Regions from separate parts of the Homo sapiens genome. Here regions 1 and 3 are each linked to region 2. A link is a contact called in ENCODE Hi-C or POLR2A ChIA-PET data. All regions are on one chromosome and are shown on one strand. The core of a region is the stretch at or near the end of the contact, and the rest is flanking DNA. Distances in the headings are between cores, read along the strand shown.

What was found. Hi-C counts contacts between places; a loop is a spot of excess contacts on that map. ChIA-PET counts read pairs that join two places held with the same protein, here RNA polymerase II (POLR2A). Pooled maps may share reads with other maps.
Region 1: a loop to region 2 is called in a map with no recorded cell type, with 9 times the contacts of the local background. The contact joins two enhancer-like sites. A Hi-C loop is called at or near these places in 4 of 37 single-sample maps with no recorded cell type and 10 of 50 pooled maps. POLR2A ChIA-PET finds 5 or more read pairs at or near these places in 3 of 52 experiments (H1, OCI-LY7 and activated CD8-positive, alpha-beta T cell).
Region 3: a map of naive thymus-derived CD4-positive, alpha-beta T cell shows a loop between it and region 2 (2.9-fold over the local background). The contact joins two enhancer-like sites. A Hi-C loop is called at or near these places in 3 of 168 maps with a recorded cell type or tissue (dorsolateral prefrontal cortex, heart right ventricle and naive thymus-derived CD4-positive, alpha-beta T cell), 1 of 37 single-sample maps with no recorded cell type and 8 of 50 pooled maps. POLR2A ChIA-PET finds 5 or more read pairs at or near these places in 2 of 52 experiments (activated T-cell and activated naive CD4-positive, alpha-beta T cell).

What each region holds. Positions count from the first base shown.
Region 1 is chr10:62,612,144-62,616,192 of GRCh38, forward strand. No RefSeq gene overlaps it. Among named protein-coding and RNA genes, the nearest start is that of ADO, 190 kb to the right of the region's middle. Within about 2 kb of position 1,913, at least 2 of the 41 ENCODE cell types and tissues checked have a DNase peak (open chromatin) inside an H3K27ac peak, as active enhancers do.
Region 2 is chr10:62,851,274-62,855,943 of GRCh38, forward strand. No RefSeq gene overlaps it. Among named protein-coding and RNA genes, the nearest start is that of EGR2, 37 kb to the left of the region's middle. Within about 2 kb of position 2,243, at least 4 of the 41 ENCODE cell types and tissues checked have a DNase peak (open chromatin) inside an H3K27ac peak, as active enhancers do.
Region 3 is chr10:63,062,559-63,067,214 of GRCh38, forward strand. No RefSeq gene overlaps it. Among named protein-coding and RNA genes, the nearest start is that of NRBF2, 68 kb to the right of the region's middle. Within about 2 kb of position 2,198, at least 3 of the 41 ENCODE cell types and tissues checked have a DNase peak (open chromatin) inside an H3K27ac peak, as active enhancers do.

The sequences.
Region 1 (4,049 bases), core at 663-3,162, 240 kb before region 2:
ATTCCATGTGCACACAGCCATAGGAGAACATAGTATGCTGGGGAGCTGCTAGGTTGTAAGAGCAGGATTTAAAACAAGGGATCAAGCTGGATGGTCACATGGTCATTGGTGTTCAGAAAAATCCATCTGTGTGGAGAAAGGATTGAAGGGGTGGAAGCAAAGAAATAGGTGGGAAGGGCCGGGCACCATGGCTCACACCTGTAATCCCAGCACTTTGGGAGGCTGAGGCGGGTGGATCATGAGGTCAGGAGTTCGAAACCATCCTGGCCAACATGGTGAAACCCCATCTCTACTAAAAATACAAAAATTAGCTGGGTGTGGTGGTGCACGCTTGTAGTCCCAGCTACTTGGGAGGCTGAGGCAGGAGAATCGCTTGACCCCAGGAGGCAGAGGTTGCAGTGAGCCGAGATCGCACCACTGCACTCCAGCCTGGTGACAGAGCGAGACTCCATCTCAGAAAAAAAAAAAAGAAAAAAGAAATGGGTGGGAAGGCAGTTGGTTGGGGAAAATCATGAGGGCGTCAGGGTCAGAGGCAAAGGAGATGCAGAAGCAGGGGGGCGGCTGACTACAAAGGCGTGTAGGAGGTAGAGTTGACAGGACTTGGTGACTTGATTGAGAATGATAGGGAGAAGTCAAGAAGGGCCCCAAGGACCCTAGCTGGGCCCATGGGACCATCTCAGAGCCCTTTCACCTAGCATCTAATGCATATTCCCTTTATGCATATGGAATCTATGATCTTCATTTTTTCCAGAGCAAAACTTACAATCAGCTAGGGGAATCAAGACATGTTATCTTCATGCGTCCTCCATCTTTGTTTCTGGTTTATAGTGGTTCTGCTGTTGTTTCAGAAGGGAGGAAGGACTAGACCCTTGGAGTGACTGCTTGACAACTGAAACCTTCAGAAGGGGAGAGCACCCACCCCTGGAGTGGTGGCAGGCTTTTCCATTCATGACAGATGGGAGCATAAAGCAACAAGATGTTTCTCCACAAACCTTAAAAGTGAACATACCCTTTTGCCCAGAATTTCTACTTTTTTTGGAATTTAGACTACAGAAAAAAATAATTAAAATGTACAAGAATGATCCTAAAGATTTATTTCAGGGATGCTCACTGCAAAGTTGTTTATAATTGTGAAAAGCTGGAAACAAACATGACACACAGAAATAGCACCTGGCCTTAGAGGACCCAAGGCTGGGCCTGACTCCCTAGCTGAGGAGTCTCAATATAGGGTGTGGGACTGGGAAGGAGATGTCCCAAGAATGTAGCGAGGCTCCTAATGTCACGTAGTGACCAACATGTTCTTTTTGAATTGGGGATGGGGCGGGGGGAGATGGTTCAACTGTACACATCAAGAATGGACTCTTTTCCCTTTCTCTTAGCTCCTAAGCATTGCTAAGCTGAGTGGTCGCAGCTGGAATAAGTAAGCTCTGGCTGGAAACTCCCCCGAGGAATCTCTCCTCCCTGCTGTTCTTCCCCACCCCCAGAAAGCTTCGTTTCATGTCTAAAAGCTCAAAGATGTGCTGAGTCATACTGTACAAATAGCAGTGGACTAGGGAATTATAAAATGTCGCTTCCTTTCTTTCTTGGACATTTATTTATTGAGTACCTACTATGTGCCATGCCCTATGCTAAGCCCCAGAGAGAGAATGAAAAATGCAACATAATCCCTACATATGGTAGTTACTTTCTTACCCAATATCAATTCTCCCCTTCTTCCTAACAATCCAAATCCTGATTGTATTTGGAATTTCAATTCATTCAAGTCATCAAATATATCTCCCATTCTCTTTGCCACTAGGGATATCTATCCAGTCCCATTCTGACCAAAGAGAGAGAAGCAAGAGTCACTAAGTGCAGCTTCCAGGAAAGCTCTGTAGAAGGAGCAGGCTTCATTAGTGAATACCTTATTAACTTCCCTTTTTCCAGTCTGGAAGTTGGATATAGAGAAAGAACAGTCATTTTGTGACCACTGGGTGACAAGCATGAAGAAAACAGCCACAAATTAAAGAGAGCTGAGCAGAAATCTACATGGAAACAGGGGCCCTAATGATTAATCATATTATAGAGTTATCACGGCAACCTTGGCTATCTAAAAAAAATTAGTCCCCTAATTTGTCTAAGATATTGATCAACTGGGCTTTTGGTTACTTGCAGCTGAACACAATCCTAACTGCCACTTGACTACCCATGGCCTAGGGGAGTAAACAGATTTCTAAGATATGATGCCTTCCAGGTTGATAAGCAGTTATGTGAACAGAGCACAGAATGGATAGATCTGCTTTGATGGAGGAGAAACAACTGGTCAAAAAGGGTTTCGGAAAGGAAGAGATGCTTGAGTTGGGTCTTGGAGGATGAGTCATTCCCCAGCCACGAAGGAGTAGAAATGGCATCCAGGTTGACAGGACATACACGCAAAGACAAGAGAAGTGAAATAACGTGGCACACTCAATAATGTCGCTGAAATGACTTCATCTGACTGGGAAGAGGATGCTTGTGGGATGAGGTGGGGGATGACATCGAAGAGGGTAGAAGCCAGGTCATAAAAAGACTTGTGGGATCTTGGACAAGTCACAAAGCCAGTTCACCTCCAGTTTCCTCAGCTATAAAGAGAGGGGGTTCACTGAGAGGAGGGGGTAGCTCTGACCAGGGGGCTGCTCTGCAACCATCCCTTGCGGAACACTGGTTGGAGGCTCTGGCTCCTTTGCAAGACCCGGAAGTTTCCACAGGAAGTGCTGTCCTGCCTGGCCCGCCTCCCTTGGTTTCACACTGCATGGTGTAGTCCAAGGACTGCACTGGCATTTCAGTTTGAACACTAAGCGGTGACTCAGAACCAACAGAAGTGTGGACAACTGTTTACTAAGAAGGCAGCCTTTGGTGTGACAAATTAGAGTGGGCTGCTGGATTGTGCAGCACTCATGAGCTAGGCAGCTTGGAAATAGCACATACCATCGCATTGGGCAGTTGATTCATTTCTTGTCCTGTCTTGCCAGGCAGGGCATCACATGCCAACCCAGTCAGACCCACCATCTATATCCAGGCCAGGGGAAGTGTTCTTTTTTTCTTTTTCTTTTTCTGGATGATGCCTTAAGTACTCTGAGATTTGTACCAGCATCCCTTGTTTGTTTTTTAAAATAACTCTATTATCCAGGAATATGACACTTTCTACTATTCATATGTTTAGTTTCCTTAACCTCTTGGAGCCAAAAGATTGCAGTCTATAGAGAGGACCATAAAGTTTTAGAGTCATGAATTAGCTTCTAGATCATCAAGCAATGTCAGCACTTCAATTCGCAGAATATTAAAAACCAACAAATATATATGGATATGCTAGGTATAAGGAAGTGTGATGGGCTAGATACTGTAAGAGAACAGATAACAAGGAGGTGATTCCTGGCCTTAAGCTTAGACTAACCTTTAGAGGCTAGTTTAAGCTTACACTCTAGATTGCGAGGCCAGGAAAGCCACGTGGCAGACAGATCAGGATTTGAACTCTGGCTCTAGGGATGATGACAATGGGTGCAACTTGGACTCATTCTCTTAATCTTTTCCAGTTTCTCTTTACTCATCCACAAAACAGGGATAATAGTACCTGCCTCCCATGGCAGATGTGAGAATTAGAGATCATGTGTGTAACAGCTACAGTGTGCAGTGGAGAGTAGTTAGTTGCTCAGCAAATGATGGTTATTCCTATTATCATTAAGTTAGAAAGCTAAATAATTTGAAGCAATTATAAAAGATACGTTGAATGACAGTCCAAAATACTTGCTGAATTCATGGTTTGAAGTGTCAGGGACTTTCTTACCTATACATCTTTCCTGTGGTTCTCACTAGAGACCTGGGAAAAATAACCCCATTTGTAGATGAGAACACTGAGGATGGAGAGAATTGAAGTGGAAACATTTAATTTGGACATTTGGAAACATTCAGTAAGAGGTGGAGCCAGGATTTGATCCTATGTGCTTTCTGCACTGCAATAGCTTCTTGCCAGGAGACCTTCAGAAGCTTCAATTCAGAAGAGAGAGAATCATGAAGCTGAGGTGGGCTGGGAA
Region 2 (4,670 bases), core at 993-3,492:
TTATTATTACTTCACTGTCAAAGACACCCTTACATTGTCGATGAAGTATGTCATTCACCCTCAGAATATGCATAAGGAGAGAACGTTGCAAGCATTTGGCAAACAGAAAATTCCTCCCTTCTTCCTTCTCTCCCTCTGCCCCTTCCCTTCCTCCTTTCTTAAGAAGTCCTCACTAAGAGGTTGCTATTCCAGGCAGAGATACACAAACACCAGGTCTCTGACCTACAGAAGCTCCCCCTCTAGCAGATACAAATAACTCTATGACAGGGCAACAGATGCCAGGAAAGAGATGGGTGCAGAGTGCCTGGGAAGCACAGAGGACAAGAACATGAATTCTACCCAAGGAAGGCGCATCGACAAGTGCTTCCCATAGGAGGTGCTGTTTGAACTGTGTTTTAAAGTTAGGAGGCAGAGTTTGCCAGGCAGAAAAGAAATCAAAGCCACTTGATTTAAGTGGCTTATGCAGAAAGAAACCATTGAAATTGAGCTTTCTGTAGAGTGAGTCCATGGAGGATTGAAACAACTGGTCAACAAGGAAAGAAGTCAGCCAGAATGATTATTTGACCTTGGACAGATCAAAAAGGAAAATTGTTGGACTGACTTTTTTTTTTTTTTGCATATGTTGACAGATGGAGTCAAGTAGAATGGAAAAGTGATTTGGATAATGCAGTCAAACTCCAAATGATTCTTTTGGTCCTACCAACAGAACAATCAAGTTGTGAGATCTGTCTCCTGCCTTGTGTTTCCTATATGACATGTCTTCAGGAAGACAGTGGCCAGAGGATGGGCTCCAGGAACATGAGGTCTTCGGGTCTAGACACCAGTTGCTGAGTCCAGGAATGTTAGGGGTACCAGAACCTCATCACTTTCTCTATGAAACATATTCCAAGACCCAGGAGGAAGGGACCCTGAGTACATGAATTGTTTCTCCAAATAGGCAGAGAGCTCAAGAGAGAAGAGGTTGTCATTTAGTCTGATTATTTAGGGGATCATAGCAATTGAAAGGCAGAAATGACCTCAAATGCCATTCTAATCTGAGTTTTCATTTTACTCAGAGGAACCTGAGTCCCAGACACTTGCATGAGGTCCCATGAAGTCAGTGACAGAGATGAGACTAGAACAAAGTTATTTTCAGTTCTGAGGCACAGCTCTATTCAAGAAACTTCGCTTTACATTCTACCTCATGACTTTACTGCTATTCCTTTTTTTTTTTTTTTTTTTTTTTTGAGACAGAGTCTAGCTCTGTCACCCAGGCGCTGCAGTGCAGTGACACGATCTTGGCTCACTGCAACCTCCATCTCCTGGGTTCAAGTGCTTCTCCTGCCTCAGCCTCCTGAGTAGCTGGGATTACAGGTGTCCACCACTGTGCCCGGCAAATTTTTGTATTTTTAGTAGAGATGGGGTTTTGCCGTGTTGGCCAGGTTGGTCTCAAACTCCTGACCTCAGGTGATCCACCTGCCTTGGCCTCCCAAAATGCTGGGATTACAGGCGTGAGACACCGCACCCGGCCTGATATTCCATTTTCATGAGGAAAAGGAAGCAAGTGGGAATGAATTAAGATGAAACACCAGTATGTAGAGATGATATTCCAGTGAAGTCAGGATTTAAGGTGAAAACTCTGCCTGGTCAGGTTGATTCTTGGCAATATCTCAACTAGACACCATGCTGGAGACCAGCAGGGGCCCCCTCTCTGAGACAAATGCAACCAGCTTTCCTATCCAGTGTTGGGAAAATGCACTGCTTCTTTAGTTGAGCACAAAGTATTTGGCTTATACCTAGGGGCTGTGCTGGATAAAAAACACATATCTCATAAAATCACACCCAGGGTGGGTTGACTTCAGCTCTTGCAGGATTGAAAGCAGCAACCTCAGTTCCTCTGACCACACAGGAACCACAGTGCCCTCCTGCCCCTCTAGACAGTTCCACATTTTGCCTCAGTCAAATTTCACCTTTGCAAGATTTCCTGCAGAACCTCCCTAGAGTCAGTCTTTCCCCTCTCTGTGGCCTCATTACCCATAGTTTTAGATTCTGTTTCTAGTACTTCATCAAAGTATTTTAAAATATTTCCACATAATCAGAGCACTTAGAGTCATGTATATTTCCTTCTTTTTTGTCAAATATAGATCTTTATATTTTACAGCTTTATTGAGGTATAATTGACCAAAAAACTGTATAAATTTAAGCTGTGCATGTGACGTTTTGATGTACGTTGTGAAACAGTCACCACAATCAAGCTAATTAACACATCCGTCACTTCACATAGTCATCCTTGTGTGTGTTTGTGGAGAACACTTAAGATCGGTTCACTTAGCAAATTTCAAGTCTATAATACAGCGTTATTAACTATAGTCACCCTGCTGTACATTTGATCTTCAGAACTTTTCAGAGTCCTTTGTATTTCTAAAGCAGCCTTTGAATTTGGGAACGGAATAGAAACAGCATTGGACAGTAGTCAGAAGACTTGGATTCGAATGTGTATGGTTAGGGCCCAGATAAGAAACAGATGACATATTCAATGGAAACTAGTAAGTAAAAAGGGACTATGTAGCAAGGCATGAGCCAGGTTCAGCAGGCTGGAGTTAGCAACAACGGAAGCCTGGTCACTCCTGGGGTGAAAGGAACCACAGGATGGAGCTGCGGCTTTGGGTCGAAAAATGCAACCGCTACTGAATCACATCCCAGAAGGGAAGCTGTTGATGGAGTAAATACCCCAGCCTTGCCCTCTACTCATCCTCCAATCTCTTGCCTTTGCCTCCCACCCAGAAGGCTAGAGAACCTGATCCATGTAGTTTACAGAGCTGGCTGGCAAAGGGAGCCAGGCCAATAAAGATGATCCAGCACAGGCTGCAGCTGAATCACTTCAGACAAACCTCTCCACTCTCTGATCCTCAGGATTTGTATTAGTAAAAACAAGTGGGTTGATCATCAGGAAGTGTCTCTGCTGCCTTCCTGCCTAACGTCCAATGACGCTATGACTGTAGGTAAAATAATGCACACATATTGATTTTTTAGATTTCCAGGGGCAGATATTCTCAATAAACCAGGACATAACTGCTGCTGTTAAAATGCTTCTTGAAACAGAATATGTGGAAATAGAAAGTCATGTCTTTATAACATAATTCAATGCTTAATACATTTCTGAGAAAAACAAGCTAGTCATTATTCTTTACTTTAAAAAAAAGTTACTTTTTTCAGCCTTGTTTATGCAACATCCCAATGTATGTCTTGAAAAATTATTCAATTCTTTTTTTTTTTTTTTTTTTTTTTGATGGAGTCTCGCTCTGTCGCCAGGCTGGAGTGCAGTAGCACAATCTCGGCTCACTGCAAGCTCCACCTCCCGGGTTCAAGCAATTCTCCTGCCTCAGCCTCCTGAGTAGCTGGGACTACAGGGGCACACCACCACACCCAGTTAATTTTTGTAGTTTTAGTAGAGATTGGGTTTCACCATGTTGCCCAGGATGAGCTCAATCTCTTGACCACATGATCTGCCCACCTCAGCCTCCCATAGTGCTGGGATTACAGGCGTGAACCACCTTGCCTAGCCTATTCAATTCTTTTTTATGCCTAGGCCTTTGTTTAGACCCTTGGTCTCGAAATGACCTAGTCATCTTATCTAACCTATGTGGGGCTTCTTTTAATCATTTGTAATTTGAAAAAAGACAAAAGTCACCTGTCAAAGCATTCTTTGGTGCTGTGTGGGTCGGGAGGCACCCATTTCCAAATTCAGTAAGCAGGAACCCTCAAAGGTGGTGGAACTCTAAGAGGAATCTTAAGAAACCTTGGTGTCTCCCAACCAAGGGTCCCTCATTAGTAGCCTAGCTCTGGAAAGATGGGGACTGACCATCACAATTTTTCAGGTTTGTTTCTCTCTTACAACCAGTCTTCACAGAGCATGTTCTAGGCACCAGGAAATAGCAGTGAACAAGACAAGGTCACTGTTTCTAAAAGCAAAAGAATTATGATCTGGAATCATATAAATATGAAACATAAATATGTAAGTTATATTTATATAATGATAATTGTAAGCACAATGAAGAACATGAGACAAGTTAATGGGATACAATGATTGGGAGTCAGGGGGGAGAATGGGACCATTTGAGCCAGGATATAACAGGCTTGGGAAGAGGTTGACTTTTGATAGGAAACTTTAATTTCAAACACCTTATTCCATATTTTTGCATAGATATAAAATGCTCTAAAACTTCCAATATCTTGGAAGGTAGTGACTGAAAGGAGGAAATTAGTAATGTTCATTTTAAAGAATTAAGAAATCTAAGATGAAAAGCTACAAAAGAAGAAGGATCCCAGGCTGAAAAATTATTACAGTGACCTGCAATTGTCTGTGTAAAATGCCAGAAGGGTTTATTGTTGGGTCTGTGGGCACTTGGGGATGTGGGATGGGGGCAGGAAAGAAAGGGGCTAGACACATCTGAGTGAAGGAAAGACAGCGTTAAGATGTTGAGGAAGAAAGAGGAGCAGAAAGGGGTAAGCTGGGTTCTTCTGAGCATCAAGATGGATATTGGTCCAAGTGTTTAAGTCTGAAGCTAGGTGCATACTTCTAAGTGTGGAGTGATTTTCAGGCAAAGCTGATTCCTATGATATGCATTGATAATTATAGGGGCTATTTCTGCTCCTGCCAGTAGTTCAGAGATATTCAAAGGGTGCGTAAA
Region 3 (4,656 bases), core at 948-3,447, 210 kb after region 2:
TGTCTAAGGAAAAGGCAAAAAGAAATACACAGATGCAAGAAGGAAAAATGGGGGCAATTCTGAAGCTAATCCTGTGTTCTTTTTTGTTGTTGTTGTTGTTGAGACAGAGCCTTGCTCAGTTGCCCAGGCTGGAGTGCAGGGTGTGATCTTGACTCACTGGGACCTCCACCTCCCAGGTTCAAGGGATTCTCCTGCCTCAGCCTCCTGAGTAGCTGGGATTACAGGCGTGCGCCACCACACCCAACTAATTTTTGTATTCTTGGTAGAGGTGGGGTTTTGCCATGTTGGCCAGGCTGGTCTTGAACTCCTGACCTCAGGTGATCCATCTGCCTCAGCCTCCCAAAGTGCTGGGATTACAGGCGTGAGCCACCACATCTGGACATAATCCTGTGTTCTTTAGATCTACACAGTGTATTAATTTTATGTGCAGTCTGGCTTGTTTCTCTTGGTCATAGGCAAGCTTTTAAAAGGGCTTGTCTGCGTAAGACAAAAATAATATGGAAGTAATCGGGGCAGTGCAAAGCATCTGTATGGGTTCAACAAAATCACTGGGGCCAGGTGTTTTCCTGAATGTGAAGTTTTTCAGACTTTGTACTTTGCACTACATAACATTCCCAGCAGAGCCTGGGAAAAAATAAAAACAGCCTAAAATCATAATCGAAGGCACTAATATTCTGCAGCAAAGCCTGTGAATAGGCAGCCACACTGAGTGGGGAAAATAAGGAATCTAAATAGCCTCGCATCCATTTGGGACAGGTATTGCGGCCAAATTAGTTCCGGTAAAGTCAGGTTTTGTCACCAAATGAGTTACAAAAGTATCTTTTGACTTTCAGTGCTTTGGGAATTTCAGGATTACAGTTTAAGAGAGTGTACACATCTTTTCCAACTCCTCCGTCTCCTGTTAGGGGTGTTCAATCTTCTTCAGCCAGGCAGTCCTCACACATTTCTTCTTCTCTTTTTAAAATAAACCTCTTATCTTTTTTCAGTTATGCTAAGGTGTAAATGACTAACAGCCAGCTCAGGTATACTTGCATTTTTAACAGAGGTAACAACTACATCCTGAATGGAATTTGGGACATTAACCAATCATTAATTTGATCTAGGAATTTAACATCCAGCTAGATGCTAATTAAGAAAGAAAAGATTAAGTGGTTCAATTCAATTAAATAAATTGTAGCTAATCGAAAAAAGTTGTTCCCTGCCTTTGGCTTAATTGACTTTGAAGTAGCCTACAGTTTTAAAAGTGCTTTTGCAATCATTATCTCATTCCTTGTACATTAACCTCTAGTTTTTTGGGGAGGGGCTTGTTGTCTTTTCTTTGAGGAAAATCAGGTTCAAAGGAGTGACTCATCCAAGGTCATGGAGTTGAAAAGAGGCAGAACCAGAAATCAGACCCAAAATTTGGCTAAAATTAAATCCTTTCTGTAAAACATTGGTTAGAAAATAAGGCAACAGTGTTTGTTTCCTCCCAGTTGGTGAAATGCAAATGTGAACTTAGATGATGATGATTCACTGTGGAAGCAGTAAAAGACATAAGAGAGAAAATGTATGTGTTCTTTTTCAGAGTGATCCCACTTTGTCTCATGATAGCTAATAGACCAGCTTTGAAGCAAATGTTCCTTGAGGTGTTGTTACCATCTCCATAATTTCTACTAGTGACAATAAAATCCTGGACTCTGAATCCCCAGACGAAATTTGCTTGGGTCATATTTATTTTAACCATCTGACATAGGAAGCTTAAACTGTTATGGAGGTGGCCAGAGATCATTTCCACAAACATGCATGTATTGCACACACTGCCAAGCTAACAGTAGGTGCTCAATAAATGTTAACTGAATGAATGCATCCCCTGTGATGACAACATTCCCTTTTGTCATTTTGACTAAGACAGTGGCTCCCTTCCCTCTATTGCTTGAGTAGATACAACATTCCCTAAAACAAATGCCTGAATCGAAGCCTAGGAGTAAGGTTAATTTGCTTTAAGGAATGAATCTGGGAGTTGCTTCCAAAAATAATGCCACAGTCTCTATAGGAAAAGCTTCAAGATAAATATAGAGTGTACACAAGCAAAATGGAAGCTAAAGCACATCGTCTGTTTCTCCTCTCTAGGAAGTTCCTTGTCACTCGTATTTCACTTTCTCCAAGAGGAAGTCTCCCGTGATTACACCAGTTGTATTCTTGTTTTATGCCTAGTGGGATGTACTGTAGTAAAATTCTGCTGGGATGCGTACCTCATTTTTGGCAACCATACTCCTTTTTATGTTTTACTTAACAAAAGGTGTTCATGAATCAGCTCAAAATCTCAGTTCATATTTAGATGACGCATTTTCTTCAACTGAACAACAGTCCACAGTTACAAATGCCAAACAGGAAGGGCACATCTGCGAAAAACAAGCCTCTTAAGCTGGAAGAATGAATAATGATGATGTGTGGGCTGTGCTTTCTACACAGCAAACTCTGGGAAGACCTTTCTGTGAACAGCTATCTGATAACAATTGAAGAGGCTTTGTGCTCCCACCCACCTCCCACTCTCTTTTGTATCAGTAACTCCGCAGGAGAAAAGGAGATTGGTGGTAAAGATTCCTTGGTCATTAGAAACTCAGGTATCTATTCAGAATCACAGAATCTCCAGGTATTCTTTTCTTCATCACTTATAGTTTTGAGTGTAGAGTAAATCTTTGAGTGTTTTCTTTGGGGATATGAAAGTTGTTTCTACTTTGAGTCTTAAATCCCCAGTAGAAGCTTCTAGATAATGAACCAGCTACTTAAATAAAATACTGGTTCAATTAGGATTTAATTAAAGTTTATGGTTATAAAACAATTCCATTTTCATTATAGAAATTATATGTGGAGTTTCCCATTTTTATTTTGCATAAATTTCTGTCATTCTAGAAAATGTATAAATTTGCTTCTAATTTGAATAATCTGTGTGTGCGTCTTTGTGTGTGCTTATGTGTGTGTGCGTTTAACAAAATGAGCTTACTGTTCAGTAAAATAATAAAATTTGAGTTTGGCTAAGCAGTCAGCGAATTAGCATGCTTTTTTGCCATCTTTGATTCATGGTAACATTTATAACTAACTTTCTTTAGTTTATAGATCCTTCTCTGTTACTGTCATATAATTGCCATAATAATAAAACCCCTCCTTCCCATATGGAATTCCATTAACAGTTTGGCTACTCTGATTATTGCTACTGTTTCATCCATCATGAGAAGAGTTTGCTACTGAGGAAGATGCTAACAGTATTAACCCTGGAACCTCCCACCTCCTCCCCCCATCCCCAAACTCAATTAAACCAGCATCACACCAAGACACACACAAAAAAGATGCCGCCTATTTACATAACACAATGATCAAGTAATAAATCAACATTAATCATGAATGTTGCAACAAGTCACTGAAAATGATGTTTGACCTCACCATGGACTGGACTCATCCATCCATAAACAGCATTTATTTCCAACTGGGAGCAACTTCCCACACCCAAGAACAGGGTCAAGCATTTCGGATACATATGACAGGCAGGTTTGATCTTTCCTTCCGGGTATCACTTTCCTTTTGTCCTAACTTCATTACCTTCAAATCCTGCAACAATCTTATCATAGAAATTATTCCATTTCCAACACCCTGAGTCCAATTGCCCGTTTTCTTCAAATCCCTTCTTAATGTCTACTTTCTTATGATGCTTTCCCCACTAATATGAATATAGCTTCAAAGTACGGTATACCTAGGCTTCCTGATTCAGTCTACAATATTATGTTTGAAAATTTATGGGAAAAATTGAAGCTAATTATTTTTGGTTAGTTCTGGGGAGTGTTTGACAAGAAGATATAATTCTCCAAGGCATGGTTCAGGCATTTGTTACAGTAGGAGCCACCTGTGCATCACCCCGACCCGTTCTCCCCATCCTTGTCTTCTCCTATAAGCCTCCAGTTAGAAAACCACTCCTCTCCATGGCAGGTCAAACATCAACAGCCTTACCCTTGGGCTTGGAGTGAAGTCATAGTTCAGCATGCAGCACCCTGAGGCAATCTTGACATCTCTATCACACCACACTTTTTAGTACATATCCACTAGATAGAGATAGGAGTGAATTTCTCTTCTTCCGGAACTTGCTTTATAAGCCTCTGAGCCTTTGCATATGCTGTTGGTTCTTTCTAGAATACCATCCTCACCTGTCACCAATACTCCCACCTCCATAGTTGTCTGTCTGGGAAACTGTTATTCACACTTCGAGTCTCCATTCAAGTCAGCGTCAGCCCCTGCGGAGTCTTTCCAGTCACTCTCAGGCTGACTTTGACACTCCTCTCTGTGCCTCACTGTGCTTTGCCCAGACTCCATGTTGGAGCTCATCTCTGCTTGCATTTGTGTAAGCGTCTGATCATCACTAGATTGTAAGCTAAGAGAAACCAGGAGCCATGTCATTTCATTTCTCTATCCCAGAACCTAGCACAATGCCTGTCATGAGAAGGGTTCAATGAAAAATTTAATGAATGAATGAGTGAATGAAGCACAATTCAACTGAAGCTAAAAGAGGGAACAACTAGGAGGATAATTGTGGTGAAATAATCAACATTCCTCTATCAAGTCAAAATTAAACTGCCTTGCAGTTGACTCAACTTTTTATTATTTTCAATTATTTCTCCAAATGTGCCT